Linked DNA regions of Homo sapiens: region 2 is linked to region 1. Evidence: chromatin contacts called from ENCODE Hi-C or POLR2A ChIA-PET data. All regions are on one chromosome and are shown on one strand. Each heading gives the region's core, a stretch centred on a gene start or an enhancer-like site at or near the end of the contact. The rest is flanking DNA. Distances are from core to core; before and after follow the strand shown.

Region 1 (7,864 bases), core at 2,418-4,917:
TCCTCTGCCTCCTGGGTTCCAGCAATTCTCCTGCCTCAGCTTCCTGAGTAGCTGGGATTATAGGCAGGCGCCACCTTGCCTGGCTAATTTTTTTTTTTTTAGCAGAGACTAGAAAAAATGTTTGGCCATATTGGCCAGGCTGGTCTCAAACTCCTGACCTCAGGTGATTCACCCATCTCAGCCTCCCAAAGTACTGGGATTACAGATGTCAGCCACAGCACCCAGCCCCAGTATTTCTTTGAAATACAAAATATACACTATCCTTTTCTTTTTTGCTGCTCTAGGGGAAAATGTACATACTATCTTAAGGCAAACACAGAATATACTAAAACTAAATGCTGGCTAGTTATAAGATAGGAATTTGGCAGGACTTGTTTCACAAGACGTAGGTCACAAAGACCCTGCTTATAAAACAGGGTGCAGTAAAGAACCCAGCCAAGGGCTGGGTGTGGTGGCTCATGCCTGTAATCTCAGCACTTGAGAAGCCAAGGTGTGAGGATCGCTTGAGGCTAGGAGTTCAAGAACAGCCTGGCAACATAAAAACAAAACAAAACAAAAAAACAAAACAGTTAGCCAGCTCCCTCCCAAAATCAAAATCAAGATGGCAAAGAAAGTGACCTCTGGAGGACGTGCGCAGTGGTTCACGCCTGTAATCCTAGCACTTTGGGAGGCCGAGGTGGGTGGATCACGAGGTCAGGAGTTCGAGACCAGCCTGACCAACATGGTAAAACCCCGTCTCTACTAATAATACGAAAATTAGCTGGGCCTGGTGGCGGGCACCTGTATTCCCAGCTACTCAGAAGGCTGAGGCAGGAGAATCGCTTGAACCTGAGAGGCAGAGGTTGCAAGTGAGCTGAGATCTCGCCACTGCACTCCAGCCTGGGTGACAGAACAAGACTGTCTCAAAAAAAAAAAAAAAAAAAAAAAAACAGAACGTGACCTCTGGTCATTCTCATTGCTCATTATATGCTAATTCTAATGCATTATCAGCGCCCTGAAAGACACTCCCACTGGCACCATGAAAGTTTACAAATGTTATGGCAACGTCCCTAAGTTACCCTATAGAGTAGGAGATGGGGAGGACCCTCAGTTCTGGGGAACTCCCCACCCCATTCCAAGAAAACATGAATAATCCACCCCCTTTTCAGCATGTAATCAAGAAATAACCATAACTATAGTTAGTCCAGCAGTCCGTGCTTCTACTCTGTCTATGGGGTAGCCACTGTTTCATTCCTTTACTTTTTAATAAACTGGCTTTCACTTTATTCGGTCCACTTGCTCCTGTTTTTTTTTTTTTTTTTGAGACAGAGTCTTGCTCTGTTGTCCAGGCTAGAGTGCAGTGGCATGATCTCCGCTCACTGCAACCTCCACCTCCCTGGTTCAAGCAATTCCCCTACCTCAGCCTCCCGAGTAGCTGGGATTACAGGTGCATGCCACCACACCCAGTTAATTTTTTTGTATTTTTAGTAGAGATGGGGTTTCACCATGTTGGCCAGACTGTTCTCGAACTCCTGACCTGAGGCAATCCACCTGCCTCAGCCTCCCAAAGTGTTGGGATTACAGGCATTAGCCACCATGGCCTCCTTAATTCTTTTCTGCCAAAAGTCAAGAACCCTTATGGCCTCCTGGGCTGATCCCCAGTTTGGGGAGTTGCCCTGTGACAGTTAGAGAACCCAGATGTCTTTATATTGTAAAATTACTTTAGGTCTTTGTGCCGACAGTTTGAAGACAGCTGTCAAAGGGGACTTCTAGCTCTGGGCTCCAGTACATTAAATAAGAAATATCCTGATGTACCCCCAGATCAACCTGCATTAGAATCACTGTAGGTATTTTTACAAATATAGGTTCTGAGGCCCCACCGCATACCCACTTAATTAGAATGGGGAGAAGGGGAGTCTGTGGTTTTACCAAGCTTTGTGAATGATTTTTAAGCATTCTGCTGCATTGCTTTCTAAACCCAGGCCTGTTTCCCACACTACTGTAATCAAGAGGGAACACTGAAGTTTCCTCAGTTCCTTCCTGTTTTTTCCTGTTTCCTTCTGCAGTGACCAACACTATCAGAAATGGCATTTTGGCAGGGACAGGGAGTACAGGAATGGAAACAGGAAAGGCATAAACAAGACTCCTCCTCTGCCCCAGGACTCTCTCCTGTGGGTCACATTACCAGTGAAGGCTTGTGAACTCTGATTTAGCTAAGTTAATTTTGTGCAAAAAAATAAATTTTGGCCCGGTGCGGTGGCTCACACCTGTAATCCCAGCACTTTGGGAGGCCGAGGCAGGTGGATCATGAGGTTAGTTCAAGACCAGCCTGTCCAAGATGGTGAAACCCTGTCTCTACTAAAAATACACGCAAAAAATTAGCCAGCGTGGTGGTGGGCGCCTGTAACCCCAGCTACTCGGGAGGCTGAGGCAGGAAAATTGCTTGAACCCAGGAGCTGGAGGTTGCAGTAAGCCGAGATCACGCCACTGCACTCCAGCCTGGGCCACAGAGAGGGACTCCATCTCAAAAAAAAAAAAAAAAAAAGAATTCTGGGGAGTTGTAGTGCTTGTTAAAAACAGATTCCGGGCCGGGCGCAGTGGCTCACGCCTGTAATCCCACCACTTTGGGAGGCCGAGGTGGGTGGATCACAAGGTCAGGAGTTCAAGGCCAGCCTGACCAAGATGGTGAAACCCCATGTCTACTAAAAATACAAAAATTAGCTGGGTGTGGTGGCGGGTGCCAGTAATCCCAGCTATTCGGGAGGCTGAGGCAGATAATTGCTTGAACCCTGGAGGCGGAGGTTGCCAGTAAGCCAAGATTGCACCATTGCACTCCAGCCTGGGCAATAGAGGGAGACTTCATCTCAAAAAAAAAAAACACAGATTACAAGGTCCTTTAGTAGAGATGATGATACCTTAATCTAGATGATTCAAATGTAGGTAGCTCTCAGAACACACTTTGGAGAACAATGACTTAAATCCAGTGAAGAAAATCTCCAAGAAGCTGTGACAATATGTGGTCTCTTGAAATCTAGAGATTGGTGCTACATGTGATGGCTCACCCCTGTAATCCTAGCATTATGGGAGGCCAAGGCGGGTGGATCACTTGAGATCAGGAGTTGAGACCAGCCTGGCCAATATGGTGAAACCCCATCTCTACCAAAAATACAAAAATTAGCCAGGTGTGATGGCGCGTGCCTGTAATCCCAGCTACTTGGGAGGCTGAGGCAGGAGAATCGCTTGAACCCAGGAGTGGGAGGTTGCAGTGAGCTGAGATCGTGCCACTGCCCCTCAGCCTGCACTGAGCTAGACTCCATCACAGAAAGAAATCTAGAGATTAGCTACTGAATATTGACAGCTTTATCTTCCCAACTAGCAAAACGATCCCTGCTAGAAGGAACAGATTCATTTTGGAAAAAGTATTCAGTAATCTCTGAAGCACAGAAACATTTTTTTCATTCTTGCTATGCAAACAGATTGTTGGCCTTCTTCAGTGAGGCAGGCCAGGACAAAATCTCAGCAGGCCCTTTCGACAGCATTTCTCCACAAATCAAATTAGGTCAAAGAGAAAATTCAGAGCAGTCTGAGGAAGGGAAAAAAAAAGCCCTGAAATGTGTTATAAAACTGGTGGGCAGGGGACAGGGGAACATCCCACCTACTTTGTTTGCTCTGGTAAAGGCTGGTGGCTTGTCACATGAACCCCAGGCCTTCCTGTTCTCGGCAGCTGCCTTCTGAGTCACTGTGGGCTGCAGGGGAGGGCCCCCTAACATCAGGGAACATAACAACCATATGACTCTTAGGTGAGGCCACTGCGCCAGGCCAATTCAAAAATTAAAGAGCGACTACATTGCCGATTTTCATTTATTTTAAGAACTTCTTTACTCCGTTTTTGTCTACAACTGCAAATTAGCAGAAGACAAAAAACAAACTAGTAAGTGGAATTCACATCTGGTAAGTGAGAACTGGTGCCAGTCCTATTAGTCACCAAGATCACTTAAGGGTGGAGTGCACTAGCAGGATAAAACATTAAACCAAAAGCAATACTTCCTTGTAACAGCTGGAGTTTCCTAAGAAATTTTTAAAATAAAAACCTAGAATGCCTAGCAGGCAAAATACCATAGTTAGAAAAGTCAACCTTTACTTTTCTCTTTTGATTGTAGTCAACTGTTGCATAATTTTTTTTTTTTTAGGCAGAGTCTTGTTCTGTCGTCCCAGCTGGAGTGCAGTTCACTGCAACCTTCGCCTCCTGGGTTCAAGTGATTCTCCTGCCTCAGCCTCCCCAGTAGCTGGGACTACAGGAGTATGCCACCAGGCCCAGCTAATTTTTTTTTTTTTTGTATTTTTAGTAGAGACAGGGTTTCTCCATGTTGGCTAGGCTGGTCTCGAACTCATGAACTTGGATCATCCACCTGCCTTGGCCTCCCAAAGTGCTGTGATTACAGGCGTGAGCCACCGCGCCTGGCCTGTTGCAGAATGTTGCTGGGTATATTATATTATACTATGTGAATTAAGAATTCTCTATTAAACAGTTTTAAGTTGTAAGAAAGCCACCCTAAGTTTAAAACTTTCAGTCTTTTAAAACTGATGCATTAAAGAACTACTCCAAATAAGAGAAACAACACTGAGGTGTGATTCATTTGAACTTGAGTCCCGGTTCCTTAACCCAATGCCTGGATGCTAGAGATGTTCAATAAAGACTTAATGACTGCATAACCAACTTATTAGCTGTAGAATAGTTATAATAATTAACTTCCTTGAGCCTTTGTTTTCTCTTCTGTGATCAGGGAAGAAACCTCTTCTGTCTACCTCAGAGAATTTTTGTAAGGATCAAATAAAATAATGTGTGTTTAAGTTTTGATTTCTTTCTTTTTTCTTTTTTTTTGAGATGGAGTTTTGCTCTTGTAATCCAGGCTGGAGTGCAGTGTGGTATGATCTCTGCTCACTGCAACCTCTGCCTCTGGGGTTCAAGCGATTCTCCTGCCTCAGTCTCCCGAGTAGCTGGGGTTACAAGTGTCCACTAACACGCCCGGCTAATTTTTGTATTTTTAGTAGAGATAGGGTTTCACCATATTGGCCATGCTGGTCTTGAACTCCTGACCTCAGGTGATACGCCTGCCTCGGCCTCCCAAAGTGCTGGGATTACATATACAACCTTTTTTTAAAAAAAAATTATTTTTATTTTTATTTTTATTTTTTGAGACAGAGTCTCGCTATGTCACCCAGGCTGGAGTACAGTGGGGCAGTCTTGGCTCACTGCAACCTCCGCCTCCCTGGTTCAAGCGATTCTTGTGCCTCAGCCTCCCAAGTAGCTGGGATTACAGATGTGAACCACCACACCAACTAATTTTTGTCTTTTTAGTAGAGACGGGGTTTTGCTATGTTGGCCAGGCTGGTCTTGAACTCCTGGCCTCATGTGATCCACCCGCCTCAGCCTCCCAAAGTGCTGGGATTACAGGTGTGAGCCACTGCATCTGGCCAATACAACCTCTTTTTTGATTAGAGCTTTGAAATTGGGGTAGGTTTACTGAAAATAGAACTGTACCAGAGAATTGCATCTGAAATATGCAAAGCTCACCTGGATATCTCAATAGCATGGCAATAACCACCCTATAACCTTTTTAAAAATAAATCTCAGTGGAAGTGATGCTGAAATCTCTCCTTAAGGTCCTCTTTCTCAATCAACTATAATTCAGCAAACATTAAACTTCAGTTACCCGGAAAAAGATTAGGTAATAAATGTGTTAATCATAGACTGGATCATAATCAGCACCGTCACCTAAAGAATACTCACCCCTTAAGTAATCCAAAAGAAAACTAAGAAGCAAAAATCCAGGGTTTGTTTCTCTATAACCAAAATAGAAGAATGTCCATAGTCATTACTGAGCATTAACCATTTGAAGATCTCCTTCCTTTTAACCTCAAGACATTATAATATCTCTTCCTTACTGTCAGGAGACCTAGAGTCCTGTCCTGGCTCTGTGCCTATAGTCATAAGTTGATCTTATCCTTAAAAACGTAAAAATCTTTGTCTTTATTTTGGCCGAGCATGGTGATATATGACTGTAATCCCAGCACTTTGGGAGACTAAGGCAGGTGGATCATTTGAGGCCAGGAGTTGAGGACAGATCGCTTGAGACCAACCTGGCCAATGTGGTGAAACCCTGTATCTACTAAAAATATAAATATTAGCCAAGTGTGGTGGCACACACCTGTAATCCCAGCTACTTGGGAGGCTGAGGCACAAGAATCGCTTGAACCCAGAAGTCAGAAGTTGCAATGAGCCCAGATTGCACCACTGCACTCTAGCCTGGGTGACAAGGAGTGAGACTCTGTCTCAAAAATAAAATAAATAAATAAATAAAATCCCTGTCTTTATTTTGAAACCAGAACAAAGGACACAGTGTGATCTTTGCAAAATCACAGAATCTTGAGCTGAAAGAAGCTTAAAGTTTATCTTGCTAAGTAGTTACTTTTTTAAGCACAATTTTTATTTTTATTTTTATTTTTTTTCAGAGATGGGGCTCAAGCTGGTCTCAAACTCCTGGCCTCAAATGATCCTCCCACTGTGGCCTCCCAAAAGGCTGCGATTACAGGCATGAGCCACTATGCCCAGCTCAGAACTATTTTATTCAAACAAAAAAAAATTTTTTTTTTTTTTGAGACGGTGTCTCGCTCTGTCACCCAGGCTGGAGTGCAGTGGCGCAATCTCGGCTCACTGCAAGCTCCGCCTCCCGGGTTCACGCCATTCTCCTGCCTCAGCCTCCCGAGTAGCTGGAACTACAGGCGCCCGCCACTACGCCCGGCTAATTTTTTTTTTTTTTTTTTTTTTTTGTATTTTTAGTAGAGACGGGGTTTCACCGTGGTCTCGATCTCCTGACCTCGTGATCCGCCCGCCTCGGCCTCCCAAAGTGCTGGGATTACAGGCGTGAGCCACCGCGCCTGGCCTCAAACAAAAATTTAAGAAGAGGAAAGCTAAACAGCTTTGGTTGAAGAAAGGTAGGTTATTCTGTGGCTGTCTGCTGGCCTCCCAGCCCCTCTCTGCTGTCCTTCAGGGAAGCCCTAGGACTCCACAGCACAACTTGAACCACTGACTTAGTCTAACCTTCTCATTCATTTCATGGATTGTTAAAACTGAGATCCAGAGATATTTAGGGACTTTCCGAACTAATGTAAATAGCAAATTCAGGACTGTTTAGTTGTATCCATGGTCATAACGAACATTTATTGAATGATTTACTGCTGTGTTTCACTTGCATCATGTCATTCATACTTTTTCTTTTTTTTTTTTGACACAGGTTCTTGTTCTGCGGCCCAGTCTGAAGTGCAGAGGTGCGATTGTGGCTCCTGCAATCTCTGCCTCCCAGGCTCAAGCGATCCTCCCACCTCGGCCTCCCAAGTACCTGGGACTACAGGCATACGCTGTCACAGCTACTTTTTGTATTTTTTTGCAGAGACGGGGTTTCGCCATATTGCCCAGGCTGGTCTCAAACTCCTAGGCTCAAGCAATCCTCCCGCCTTGGCCTCCCAAAGTGTTAGGATTACACGCGTGAGCCACTGTACAGGGCTTTTTTCTTTTTCTTTTTAGAGACAGGGTCTCACTCTGTTACCAGGCTAGAATGCATTGGTTTGTTTGTCACTGATTTGTCACTGATTTGTTTGTTTCTGAGATGGAGTCTCACTCTGTCAGCCAGGCTGGAGTGCAGTGGCATAATCTCAGCTAACTGCAACCTCTGCCTCCTGGGTTCAAGCGATTCTCCTGCCTCAGTCTCCCGAATAGCTGGATTTACAAGCATGAGCCACCATGCCTGGCTAATTTTTGTATTTTTAGTAGAGACAGGGGTTTCACCATGTTGGCCAGGCTGGTCTTGAATTGCTGATCTCAAGT
Region 2 (7,864 bases), core at 1,657-4,156, 260 kb after region 1:
CGAACTCCTGCACTTAGGTAATCTTCCCACCTCAGCCTCCCAAAGTGCTGAGATTACAGGTGTGAGCCACTGCACCCAGCTGAGAAAATATTTTAAGTTCATAAGACCTAAAGAAGAGCAAATGGAGGACACAAGTGGTTAGGGCAGATTATTATGCAGTTTAAATAAATTCTACTTCACAATTGTGATCTTTACATAAGGAAATATATTTTCCTTTAATATTCTAATCTTTGTAAATAATTACATAAGAAATAATTTGTTTCATGCTTAAAATGTTCTGCCCTGGAAAAGCTAGCCATCACTAAAGCTAATTGGTCTTCATCATCACATTAACAAGTGGTAGTTTCATGGCAGGTAAACTTTCTTCCATTAGGGTTGGTCTTCTACGAATTGATTATTCCCTCCACTCTCCTATGTCCATTTCACTCCTGTACATTGTCCTCTATATTGCTGCTCCCTCTCTAAAGGGGCTTGCTTTTTTTTTTTTTGGAGACGTAGTCTCGCTCTGTCACCCAGGCTGGAGTGCAGTGGCAAGATCTCGGCTCACTGTAACCTTCACCTCCAGGTTCAAGCAATTCTCCTGCTTCAGCCTCCCCAGTAGAGTAGTTGGGATTACAGGTGTGTGCCACCATGCCTGGCTAATTTTTGTAGTTTTAGTAGAGACCCAGCCTAAAGGGGCTTTCTTATCAGCCTGTAAACACATCTGAGTCTCTACTGCCTTCTCAAACACCCAGCCTGGACTAATCCACATCCACATCTCTAGCTACTACCCTTTCACCCTTGCTGTCATAGCCAAACTTCTTTAAAAGCTCCATCGGCTGGGCTTGGTGGCTCATGCCTGTAATCCCATCACTTTGGGAGGCCGAGGAGGGTGGATCACGAGGTCAGGAGTTCAAGACTAGCCTGGCCAACAGGATGAAACCTCATCTCTACTAAAAACACAAAAAATTAGCTGAGTGTGGTGGCAGATGCTTGTAATCCCAGCTATTCGGGAGGCTGAGGCAGGAGAATCACTTGAATCCAGGAGGCGGAGGTTGTGGTGCGTGGAGATGTGGAGATCACGCCATTGCACTACAGCCTGGGCAACAGAGCAAGACTCCATCCCCCCGCCCCCAAAGAAAGCTCCCTTTATCCCTTACCTCTCATTTACTCTTCAACTCTTGCCAATCTGGTTTCTGCCCCTACTTTGTTACCCAAATCCCTCTCTATAGGCTATACACCCAGTGATCAGTTTTCAGACCCCCCTGTATCTTATGTATTATTCTCTCGGCTGCTCGCCCAATTAGTTCTCCTCACCATGCTTGAAATGTTCTTTGCCATGGCTCCTGTGATAACACATCCTCCTGGCTTTCCCACTACCTCTCGGCAGCTCCTTTTCAGTCTCTTGCGTAGACTCCTACTTTTCTACACAGCTTTGCATGTAGGAATCCCTTAAGGTGCACCCTCAACTCCCTGCTTGCTATGGTCTGAATGTTTGTATCTCCCCTGAATTCATATGTTGAAATACTAATTAATAAGGTGATGATATTAGGAGGTGGGCCCTTTTGGAAGGTGTTTAAGTCAGTGGGGGTAGAGCCCTCCTACATGGGATTAGTGCTTTTCTAAAAGAGGTCCCAGAGAGCTGCCTTGGCCCTTCTACCATGTGAGGACACAGCTCTAGTAGGTGTCATCTGTGAGGAATGGCCCTCACTAGACACTGATTCTGCTGGCACCTTGATCTCAGACTTCCCAGCCTCTAGAACTATGAGAAACAAATTTCTGTTTTTATCAGCCACCCAGTATACAATGTTTTGTTATAACAGCCTGCATGGATTAAGACACTGTTTTTCTCCCTTTTTACGTCCCCCTGAAAGATCTCCTCTACTTCTGTGGCTTTAATTCCTCTACATATGTGGATGACTCCTAAACTTACGTCTCCAACCCAGTCCTTCCTCTTAACTCTACTATTATGTGTCTAGCTGCCTGCCTAACCTGTCTAATTCCATGTATCACAGGCATCTCAAATTCAACTTGACCAAACCCAGATTCCTGATCTGCCTTTTCTAGCTCTGATTCTCTTCATCATATTTCAAGTTGCAGAAAAGGGGAGCACCATTTACCCAGTTACTGAAGCCTGAAACCTGGCATCCTCTTCCTTCCCCAAACATGCCATTTCAGCACATTTTTCTTTTTCTTTTTCTTTTTTTTTTTTTTTTTGAGACAGAGTCCTACTGTGTCACCCAGGCTGGAGTGCAGTGGCATGATCTCACAGCTCACTGCAACCTCCGCCTCCCGGGTTCAAGCGATTTTTCTGCCTCAGCCTCCCAAGTAGCTGGGACCACAGGCATGTGCCACCATGCCTGGCTACTTTTTCGTATTTTTAGTAGAGATGGGGTTTCACCATGTTAGCCAGGATGGTCTCAATCTGCTGACCTCATGATCTGCCCTCCTTGGCCTCCCAAATTGCTGAGATTACAGGCATGAGCCACATGCCCAGCCCTGAGCACAGTCATTTTTCTACCAGTCGATGTTGCAATGAAGATAAAGTTCCAAATCCTTGACATGCTCCAGCCTTCCCCTGTGAGCTGATCACTCCCACAAGAAGCTCCTCTGCCTTCCATCCTCAGCCACTCTGACCTTCTGTTTCTTCTGGGGACCCTGCACCTGCCAGCCCCAGCCCCTTCCTTATTTATGCCATCCCTTTTTCTGGCCCTCTTGCTTGGCTAACTTATACTCATCCTTCAGTTTGGGCTGAGCTATTTATATGCTGTTCCAGGACCCTGAACTTCTCCTTTATGGCACCCATCCTGATTGTAATTATATTATTTATATTGTTTTGTTTGTTGTCTGTCCCCTCTGCTGAACATCGACTTCACATAGGCAGGGACGGGGTCTCTTTTTTCACTGCTTTGTCACTTACCACACCAGTTCCCAGCCAGGAAAAGAAAAGACGGTTGTTTCCCTGCTTTGATAAAATACCCAGACAAAAGGATGCCCTTATTGCTCTTAGACCTCTTTCCCGAATCTTCCCTGGTTGTCACCTGCAATGATGTTATGTCTGAGTTGAATGTTTCTCACTGCACGCTAGTTTGCTCAGAGGTAATAGAGGAGGAACTGTTTTCTCACTTTCTCTTTCTCTTTAGCCTTTATTCCTAAAGCTTGTTTCTAGTCATTTCTTTTAACCAGCTTCCTGAGAAGTATTTCCATTGTCTTTTCTGAACTCTCCCTTAGACCATGAGAAAACAAAAGTTTATGCTGATTTTGGGTCATGACCTGACACTGAAATTGGTGGTGTTAAGTACATTGCCGAGTAACTCAGATACATTGATATTTAAAAAAATACTTTTTCTGATTATAGGAGTGATTTTATTGTTAAGAAAAAATTGAGAATATAATCAAGGGTCTAGAAGAGAAGAAATGGGAGAGATTCAGACTTTTCTCTTGTAGAATAAGGTCCTGCTGTACATGTGATTTTTGTCCGCCCTTTTTCACTTCACATTGATATTTTGATAAAAGCCCTGAGAAATGGGAGTGAAACCTAATGGACCGCAGCTTTGGACAAGCCCCGAGTGCAAATAAGGCTGGTCAGCAGCTTCTAGCAGGATCTGCTTCTTCTAGAAGCAGAGAAAGGTAACAGGCTGCCCTGAGACCAGGCTCTACAGAGCCTCCCTCCTGCCTCGTACATGCCAAGCCGGCCCTGTCCTGGCACTTACAGTGACTAACGGCCGGGCACCTCCCTCTCGGTTGATGCCCTCCATGCAGGACATCTCCAACACATTGCTCTCCGTTCTGGTGTGTTCCTTAAGCCAAACTTTCTAGGTTTAATTTCACTGGATGTTCATAGATCCTCGTGTCCCAGACTAATTGTCTATGTATTTGTTGATATTTGTTCTTGCCTATTTTCATTTTATTTTTTAAATTCAAGGCAAGAGGCCTATTTATTTTGTATTTTATAGTGCCTAGCATGGAATTTGGTGCCCAATAAATACTTTTTTTTTTTTTGAGATGGGGTCTCGCTCTGTCGCCCAGGCTGGAGTGCGGTGGCACTATCTCGGCTCACTGCAACCTCCGCCTCCTGGGTTCAAGCGATTCTCTTACCTCAGCCTCCCGAGTAGCTGGGACTACAGATGCATGCCATCATGCCCGGCTAATTTATTGTATTTTTATTTTTTAATTTTTAATTTTATTTATTTATTTTTTGAGACGGAGTCTTGCTCAGTCGCCCAGGCTGGAGTGCAGTGGCGCGATCTCGGCTCACTGCAAGCTCCGCCTCCCGGGTTCGCGCCATTCTCCTGCTTCAGTCTCCGGAGTAGCTGGGACTTCAGGTGCCTGCCACCATGCCCAGCTAATTTTTTTTGTATTTTTAGTAGAGACAGGGTTTCACCACGTTAGCCAGGATGGTCTTGATCTCCTGAACTCGTGATCCACCTGCTTCAGCCTCCCAAAGTGCTGGGATTACAGGTGTGAGCCACCACGCCCGGCACATTTATTGTGTTTTTAGTAGATACGGGGTTTCACCCTGTCAGCCAGGATGGTCTTGATCTCCTGACCTCGTGATCCCCCGGCCTTGGCCTCCAAGAGTGTTGGGATTACAGGCATGAGCCACCGTGCCTGGCCAATAATCTTAAATAATCTAAAAATAATGTTCTGCCCAAATTACAAATTACCAAATTAGGGTCCATTTATGCATAATTTTATCCATTAATTCAGGAAGCATTTAACAGTGCCTGGCACAGTTGCCAGGCATGGAGTATACATTAGTGAATAAAACAGGGGTAGTTCCTCTGGGATTCTAGGCTAGTTTGTTTGTTTGTTTGTTTGTTTATTGAGATGGAGTCTTGCTCTTGAAGCTCAGGCTGGAGCAGTGGTGCGATCTCAGCTCTCTGCAACCTCCACAATCTGGGTTCAAGTGATTCTCCTGCCTCAGCCTCCCAAGTAGCTGGGATTACAGGCATGTGCCACCACCCCCGGCTAATTTTTGTATTTTTGGTAGAGACGGGATATCACCACATTGGCCAGGCTGATCTCCAACTCCTGATCTCAAGTGATCCTCCCACCTTGGCCTCCCAAAGTGCTGGGATTACAGGGGTGAGCTCCCGGCCTCTAGGCTAGTTTAATACCAGATGTTACACAGATAATAAATTCATAGTTTCAACTTGTGATGAGAGTTATGAAGGAACATGGCAGGGTGCCCTGAGAGAATGCGCTAAGGCAGGGGTGTCCGCTCTTTTGGTTTCCCTGGGCCATATTGGAAGAAAAATTGTCTTAGGCCACACAAAAAATACACTAATGATAGCTGATGAGCTAAAAAAAAAAAAAAGAAAAGAAAAAAAAAAAGAAAGTCGCAAAAAAAAAAAATCTCATAATGGTTTTTTTTTTTTGAGACGGAGTCTTGCTCTGTCCCCTGGGCTGGAGTGCAGTGGCGCGATCTCGGCTCACTGCAAGCTCCGCCTCCCGGGTTCACGCCATTCTCCTGCCTCAGCCTCCCGAGTAGCTGGGACTACAGGCGCCCGCCACCACGCCCGACTAATTTTTTTGTATTTTTAGTAGAGACGAGGTTTCACCGGATTAGCCAGGATGGTCTCGATCTCCTGACCTCTGGTCCGCCCGCCTCGGCCTCCCAAAGTGCTGGAATTACAGGCTTGAGCCACCGCGCCCGGCATAAAATCTCATAATGTTTTAAGAAAGTTTACAAATTTGTGTTGGGCCTCATTCGAAACCATCCTGGTCGGCATGCAGCCTGTGGGCCACGGTTGTGGACGAGCTTGCACTGAGGGGAGACCTATAGTATCTGGCATTGTGTGTGGGAAGAAGCCTGGAGACTGAGCCCTGGAGAGAAGGAGAGGGTGGGTCAAGGTGAGAGATGAGCTCTTTTTGAGAGGGAACCAGCCCAAAGGCGAGGCATTCAAGGTAGAGAGTGGTAATCGAAAGCGAGAAATGGAAATTGTTATCTCTTTGTTTTAGTAACTGGGAATGTAAGTCTCCCCATGTCATCGGCCTCTATTCTTTCTAAAAACTTTTCAAGGGATGTATTTAGCCTTCCTACAAGAGTATTTTGATTTGTTTTTGAACAGGTCTTTCTGAACCTGTCCCACTTTTATTGATGCTTTCGCTGATGTTTGTGAAAGGCATCTGGGAAGGGCACTAGCCAGTCAGGCTTTTAACACCTGTCTGTGGGTTCAACAAAGAGGAATTAAGCTTCTTCTCAATTGCAGATGTCGTGTTGTATTCTGGGTCCCATAGGAGATCTTGACTGACCCAGGAGTGGTCCCCTCCGGGAAGAAGGACGCTCAGCCACCAGCTGCCCCCAGGTGTTCGTCCCCAGGGGTAGAACTCACCCACTTTATGAGCAAGTCTTTGTCAAGGAAAGAAGACGGCAATTGAAATTTTCATTGAGCTGTTAGCATTTTTTTCAGAAAACCATTTTGTCCCAGTGTGTGTAAGAAGTTATTCCTTCATTCAACACATGTTGAGTGCCTTCTGTGTCTGGCACATTTCCAGGTGCTGGGATACAGCAGTAAACAGATTCCATGTCAGTGGATAAACACACACTGGAAACACATAAGTGAAACACAGAGGGTGTCAGGGAGGTTATAATCACTACCTAGAAAATTAAAGGAGGGAAGGAGGCCTTAGGGAGAGTCACCTGGGAGGTGGAGACAGGTGTTGAAATTGTTAAAAATAGCATCAGGAAAAGGCTTACTGAGTGACATTTGAGCAAAGATTTACATGTGAGGGAAGAGCATTCCAGGCAAGAGGGCACAGTGAGTGCTATGGTCTTGCAGGAGCATGCTTGGGATATTTGTGGAACAGCACAAATCCTGCAGTGGCTTGAGTATGGGCAGTGAGAGGGAAGAGTACACACGAGAGGAGGTGAAGGGGAAAAGGGAAGATCATGCATCCGGGGCCTTGTGGCCACTGTGAATACTTTGGCTTTCCCTCTGGTTAAACAGGAAGATGCTGGAGGCTGTTAAATTGGCTGTAGGGGCAAGGGTGGAAGGAGACTCTGATGAGATGGCGGTAGCATGGATCTAGATGGAGGTGGTGGAAAGAGGTCAGGTTTGAGATATTTTGAAGGGAGAGCTGATGGACTAGATGTGGGCTATGTGAGAAGGAGAAAGATTGGGAGAAGAATAGGTTATGGACTTGTTAAATTTAGATCCATATTAGGGTGCTCGTGTCAAAAATGTAGTTGGGTGTATGAGTCTGGAGTCAGGAGAGAAGCCTGGGTGGGAAGGGTGTCTGTGAGCCATCTGTGTACATATGGTATTTACATCCATGAGACTGTGGAGTGACTGTGTGTTGGGTAAGAACTTCAGTGTCTTGGGGTTGTAGGCATGAGAGGAACCAGCGAAGGAGACACAGGAAAGGTGGCCAGCAAGGAGGTGGAGACAAGGTCTGACGATGAGTGACTCTCTGGACCCCCGTGCAGGTGTGACAACATGCGTGTGTTTAAGCTGGGCCTCTTCTCGGGCCTCTGGTGGACCCTGGCCCTGTTCTGCTGGATCAGTGACCGAGCTTTCTGCGAGCTGCTGTCATCCTTCAACTTCCCCTACCTGCACTGCATGTGGTAAGCCCCTGCTAATGGGGAGGTGGCCGGGGACAGGTGTGTTTGCACTTGCTGTTGGGCTCTGTTCACCCTGCAAGTGGTGCACAGGTGTCCTGTGGGTTGCTGGCTTGCTTCTCTCCTCAGGTGGACGGTCAGATGGTTCAGAAGCCACTGAAAGCACACTTTGTAAAAAGCTGAATTGACTCCAGGGAGCAGGCTTAGCCGGAACGAAAGGCCTGATTGTCATGCTTAGGTCTGCAGTCTTTTACCTCTAACTCCATTATTAAAGCCTAAAGGAGCTTGAGAACTGAACCTGTAACCTGAGCTCTAGCTAGG

The links. A loop is a pair of places that touch in the nucleus more often than their neighbours do. ChIA-PET counts read pairs that join two places held with the same protein, here RNA polymerase II (POLR2A). Pooled maps may share reads with other maps.
Region 2: a pooled map shows a loop between it and region 1 (4-fold over the local background). The contact joins two enhancer-like sites. A Hi-C loop is called at or near these places in 38 of 168 maps with a recorded cell type or tissue (A673, B cell, CD4-positive, alpha-beta T cell and 26 more), 37 of 37 single-sample maps with no recorded cell type and 37 of 50 pooled maps. POLR2A ChIA-PET finds 5 or more read pairs at or near these places in 5 of 52 experiments (GM12878, OCI-LY7, T-cell and 2 more).

Annotation. Positions count from the first base shown.
Region 1 is chr9:19,180,729-19,188,592 of GRCh38, forward strand. No RefSeq gene overlaps it. Among named protein-coding and RNA genes, the nearest start is that of DENND4C, 46 kb to the right of the region's middle. RefSeq lists enhancers at 3,748-3,797, 5,776-6,276. Within about 2 kb of position 3,668, at least 37 of the 41 ENCODE cell types and tissues checked have a DNase peak (open chromatin) inside an H3K27ac peak, as active enhancers do; they include B cell, CD8-positive, alpha-beta T cell and GM12878, where a contact is called at or near this core.
Region 2 is chr9:19,438,870-19,446,733 of GRCh38, forward strand. ACER2 (alkaline ceramidase 2) reads left to right here. Exons shown (of 6, transcript NM_001010887.3): 5 at 7,412-7,549. Among named protein-coding and RNA genes, the nearest start is that of MAP1LC3BP1, 21 kb to the right of the region's middle. RefSeq lists enhancers at 7,190-7,864, 7,328-7,864. Within about 2 kb of position 2,907, at least 4 of the 41 ENCODE cell types and tissues checked have a DNase peak (open chromatin) inside an H3K27ac peak, as active enhancers do; they include B cell, CD8-positive, alpha-beta T cell and GM12878, where a contact is called at or near this core.